Linked DNA regions of Homo sapiens: region 2 is linked to region 1. Evidence: chromatin loops called from intact Hi-C (ENCODE). Cell type or tissue: dorsolateral prefrontal cortex. All regions are shown on one strand. Region 1 overlaps TTC7B (tetratricopeptide repeat domain 7B). Region 2 holds the start of LINC02317 (long intergenic non-protein coding RNA 2317).

Region 1 (2,500 bases):
GAGATGAGAACAAGCAGGCGAGGCTTCCGGATGTCTCACCTCAAACCTTATGAGAGCTGTACTGGGCTTAACAACATTTTTTGGACTACCTCAGCAATTGAGGCTTCCTCGTGACAAAAGCAGAGTCAATTATACATTTGGTCAGCCGGCCAGGCAGCACACAGTACAGGGAGTAGGGACTACGGCCCAGGCAGTGTAAGTGGCACCAGACACATAAAGTCAAAGAAGTCACAGAGAGTGGCTTCTTGGAGTTCATACTTCAGGGGCCAGGACAGGAACACATAAACAAGTCCTTCCAACAGGCGTGCACAAGGCCTAAGAATGAAAAGTGGCCAGACTGCTCTGACAGCCCAGCCAGAAGAGCAACTCGCCTGCCCTTCACCTGTCCCCTCCACTCCCCTAAGCTCCGAGTCTCTGAGAAACAGGAAGTGTAGAAAGCCTTGCCCCATCTCACATCCTTCCTTTCAACCTCTGGGAATGAGTCAAAGAATATCAGTACTCATTCCAAAAGAAACGTATATATATATATATATATACACACACACAAATATATATTTCTCTCTCCATATATATCTGTGTGTGTGTGTATATATGTGTATATATGTATATGTGTGTGTGTGTGTATATATATATATATATATATATATGGAAAGAGAGAGAGAGAACACTCATACCTACTATGCACTAAGAAGTGAGGCACAGTGAACGCAATGGTAAGCCAGTCAGCAGACGTGAGTCCTCATGAACTTGTATTTTAATGATGTTCAGTTTAACCCTAATGGTATCCAAACACACTTGGACTCCTCAACCTAATAATACTTAAAACAAACCAATCCGAACTTATCTATCATATAAGGATTGTCCTTCACCCGGGAATCCATATGTTTATCTATATACCCGAATGTAAAGAGACAAAATAGAGTCATGGTTACAGACCCTGGAGCCGGACAGCATGAGTTCAAGTCCAAGCTTTGCCATTTATTAATTGTTGACCTTGGGCAAGTGCCTGTGCCACAGTTTCCTTATAAAATGGAAATAACAACTGTACCCACCTCATTTAACCATACCCACCTCACTGCTGTAAGAATTAAACTAGTCAGTAACAACTGTATTGCCCTCATTGGGTAACTGTACCCACCTCACTGTTGTAAGAATTAAACTAGTCAGTAACAACTGTACCCACCTCATTGAGTAACTGTACCCACCTCACTGTCGTAAGAATTAAACTAGTCAGTAACAACTGTATCCACCTCATTGATTTGTTGTAAGAATTAAACTAGTCAGTAAATGTAGGAAGTGCTTTTTAAGTATTTGCCATTATTACTTCTGTTAGCCTCAAAACTCTATCATTGTTTTAAAAAAAAAAAACTTTTGGAATTCTGGAATCTGTTTTCCAGTCAATTTATAGCATATGAAAATCTGCTTTACTTCTTTGAAGTCATTTAATTTTGAAGGAAAAAAGATATTCCCCAGTTTGATTCATTGATCCTCTTTGCTATTTACTGAAAGTCTACCATGTCCCAGGAACTCCCTATGTAATTCCCAGGTCTGGCTCACAATGACAAAAGACAACCCATGTCAGGTAAGAACAGTAAAAAACTTTCTCTGGGGCCTTGTGGTCACCCTCCTGGGAAATGATGTGACATCTCCTAAGAGTGCTGGTGCCCCTGACGGGGGCAGGGGAACAGTCTCCAGCCACGGCTTTGGGGTGGGGCACGGACAGATGACCGCGTGTCTGGCAGGTGTGAATCCTGACTGCTCCATCACACTTAGCACAGTGAGCGTGTGGAGACTGTTCTGAGTTCATCAAGAAGGGCCAGATCACACTAAAAAATTTGAACTCAAAAGTGAACCACTAAAGCTTTATGAGCCCATAACACAAAGCTGGAGAGGAAAGCTCGCCACTTCCACTGGGGAAGTGTCTGCTCCAGACCTGGCCAGAGCTGGAAGACAAGCATGAGGGCGGGGTCCCCGTCAGCCTGCTTCATAAGACGGGGCTCAATTAGCTGCACAGAACACTGATGGGCACAGGCCAACAATATTCGTTTTTAATAGTCCAGAAAAGTGCAGAAAAAAGACAATCTGGAAGGTAAAAATGTCCTGCTAACAAAATGACTTCATTCATCAATTCTGAGTGGCAAAGTCACATAGGAAAAGAACTTCTGGCCACCCTGTCCATCCCCTCGACTGGGCTATGGAGAGGAAAAAAAGGCAGAAAGGATGTCAAGGGGAGGAAAGTCCCTCCAAACGCACCACAAGCACTTGAGCTGGAAGTTCGAGTGTGAGGATAAGAGTGCAACGTTCACTTCCATTCAATTGACAGGAGAACTGCATTTCCAACACAACTCTGGCGACCACATTTCAAAGCTAGAACAGTGAGAAAAAAATCCAAGGGGATCATTTGAAAGAAAGGGAAAAAAAAAGACCATTACATGTGCAGGGGTCAGCAGTCCAAATGGCTGCAGAAGCCAAGCAGGTAGCAGAGGTGGGTGAAGACAGA
Region 2 (2,500 bases), 250 kb before region 1:
GGAAGCACATGCTCTTAAGCCACTGGATTTGGTGGTTTATTGAGTATCACTGTGACCATAGGCAACCGAGACAGTGAAGGTAGAGAGAATGGAGAGGCAAACATGCAGAGGAGGGACAGTGTGGGAGTGCCTGGTGGGGGATGAGAAGCCCAGAATTTCTGATTCATACGGGCCTGATGGCAACCCCAAGTTCCCTCAAGCCAGGAGGTCTGAAGCCTGTGTGGCCAGTGACCTGCCCGCTGCCGAATGATGGATTAAGCGCATGTCTGATGTACCGAATTGGCCACCAGACTGCTGGTTGGATGTCTGCCAGGTTCCCTCACAAGCAGGCCTGCCTGATATGTTTTCTCAGCCTGTTTTTTCCTATTTGCCAGAGCCCAGGCCTTTGAAACTGCTATCACAAGGCTGCTTCCACTTCCCCCCGTGGATCCTGGTGGAAGTTTCTTGATGTTGAGCAAGAACTCCCAGAAACTCCTGGAACCTGCTTCTCAGCCATGCGCGCCGGCGCAGCCCTGCTGTGTGGCCTTAGGCGCCCCTCTCCTGCCCCCGGGCCTCCCTCCACTGCGTGACCGGCCACATGGCCATGGCTGCTGCTCTGTGCCTGTCTCCTCATCTGTGAAATGAGGATACAGTCATGGACCTCATGGCGGGGGTGCGGGGGGAGGATGGTGGTGGACGGAGGCGGGGCAGGGCCTTGGACTACTGTGTGCAGTTTGGATTCCTCCAGGCTTAAAATCGGCTTCCATCCCCAACTCTCCAGCTCCCCGTCTCCACCCAGGCCATTTGAACGATCTTGTTGAAAAGCACAGTGGTTTCCAAAGCAAATCCAAGTCTTGTGCGGCTCTGGGCTGAGGGTCCCACGCTTTTCACCCAGACCTATAATCATCACAGATGTTTAGAGGAGGTGGTAAGTACAGAGCTGCATGCTTTATTTCTGCTGACCCAGGCCCCCACCCTCCTCCCTCCTGGGTACCAGGCTGCCTCCCAGGCTAGCGGGGCTGGTGCCTCTGTCTCCTCCTAACACTCCTGAGATTTGCATCCCCGCAGACGCCAGGCGCGGCGCTGCCCCAGGAGGTGGGGTGTTTAGAACCCGCTCCCCGGGCTCGCCCAGGAGCTTTGTGTTTAGTAAAGGCAGCAGTCAGTTCCCTGGTAGGCTCAGGGAAGGACGACAGCTCCCGGCTCAGTCCTCAGCCTCCAACCCCCACTCTTCAATCTCCTTCCCAGACCAATGACCCCCTCTGCGGGAGAACCTGCGGCGAAAGGCAGAGCCCCAGAGCAGGGTCTGGAGTGGCAGGACCGGCAGCCAATGAAGGTGAAGGCCGAGCATTACATCATCACCGTGGTCTCCCATTGGTTTACATCCTGGGCTTCCTGACTCCGCCTCCCAGCCTTAACAATGGGCCTCTCTGCTCCCCAGGCTTCTGACCCTGGTGCCAGCTTTGCCCAGAAGGCCACAGTCGGGCAGAGTCCTGGGCTAGGCGGGAGCCCGAGGTCTGGGCTGAGCCACTAACTAGGGGTGAGGCATAGTGTTGCCAGGTGTCATCTTCCTCACCTGCAAGAGGAGAGGGTTCCAGCTGTTAATCTCGGGTTCTGCCGCAGTTCACCCACCACCACACACTCGCCCATGAACGTCCTCCTCGCAGACCCCGGGGACCCTGGCCGGCCAGGGGTCTGGTCTGCCATGGGCTCCCTTTCCTCCCCAGAGCCTGGCAGGAAGTGAACATATGGAATGATGGTTAATGTTAACTGATGTTTTCTAAAGAGCACACACTGGGCTAAGCCTTATACATTATTTTATTCGTGTCCTAAATATTAGCCCCCCACGCAGCCCTAATTGTTCAGAGACAAGCACTGACTCTGAGGCTGGGCCAGGTTGAGTGATGGCCAAGGCCACGGACCTGGTGAGGGGGACAGTCAGGATTCGAACCCAGGCGGCTGGCTCCAGAGCCCTTCAAACGATGCCATGGGAATGGATGGGGGTCACTAGCCTCCCTATTGTGACTCGTTTGAGCTCTTAGCCCGGCGTGTAGTCTGGCGGGAGCCGTCCCTGGATGGGGGTCACTAGCCTCCCCATTGTGACTCGTTTGAGCTCTTAGCCAGGCGTGTAGTCTGGCGGGAGCCGTCGCGGCTGGCTCGGCAGCTCCAGGCTATTCCGAGGAACAGTCTTCAGAGAGCCTGGGGTGCTGATGGGGAAAAGCTGTTGCTGAGATTTGACAAGTTTGGTCCTGAGATGTCAGAAAGGATTTCAGCTCTTCTGCCACCCCAAGGACGGTGGCGCGTAAATCACAGTGAGCTGGCTTATGTCAGGTCAACTGTGGAATTTGATCCTAGCGCATTGCTCCCTCCTCTTCCTTGCCTGCGTCTCTCCCTCTCTCAGCTCTAGTTTGAGATCAGCACAGATTCCCTGGGTGATTTTTGAGAAAACTGCCTCCTCTTTAGGACTTGGCATCCCCTAACCTGCATCAGGAAAGGGTGGCGACAGATACTCTCACACCCAGGG

The links. A loop is a pair of places that touch in the nucleus more often than their neighbours do. Peaks named below come from ENCODE experiments on the same cell type or tissue, not always from the same donor. Only the 100,000 strongest peaks of a DNase experiment are listed, where the experiment ranks them.
Region 2: a loop joins it to region 1, with 2.3 times the contacts of the local background. A loop is called at or near these places in 2 of 110 quality-filtered maps.

Annotation. Positions count from the first base shown.
Region 1 is chr14:90,701,175-90,703,674 of GRCh38, forward strand. All of the region lies in intron 5 of TTC7B (tetratricopeptide repeat domain 7B), which reads right to left. Among named protein-coding and RNA genes, the nearest start is that of TTC7B-AS2, 5.1 kb to the left of the region's middle. In dorsolateral prefrontal cortex, no CTCF peak of the experiment used is centred here; no DNase peak of the experiment used is centred here.
Region 2 is chr14:90,453,199-90,455,698 of GRCh38, forward strand. LINC02317 (long intergenic non-protein coding RNA 2317) reads right to left here and starts at 1,919. Exons shown (of 3, transcript NR_146492.1): 1 at 1,899-1,919; 2 at 1,553-1,706. It overlaps LINC00642 (long intergenic non-protein coding RNA 642), which reads left to right and starts at 2,032. Exons shown (of 4, transcript NR_033986.1): 1 at 2,032-2,180. RefSeq lists enhancers at 663-1,280, 1,207-1,501, 1,281-1,898. In dorsolateral prefrontal cortex, a CTCF peak has its summit at 1,241; DNase peaks (open chromatin) are centred at 313, 548 and 1,323; H3K4me3 peaks cover 972 bases; H3K27ac peaks cover 2,500 bases.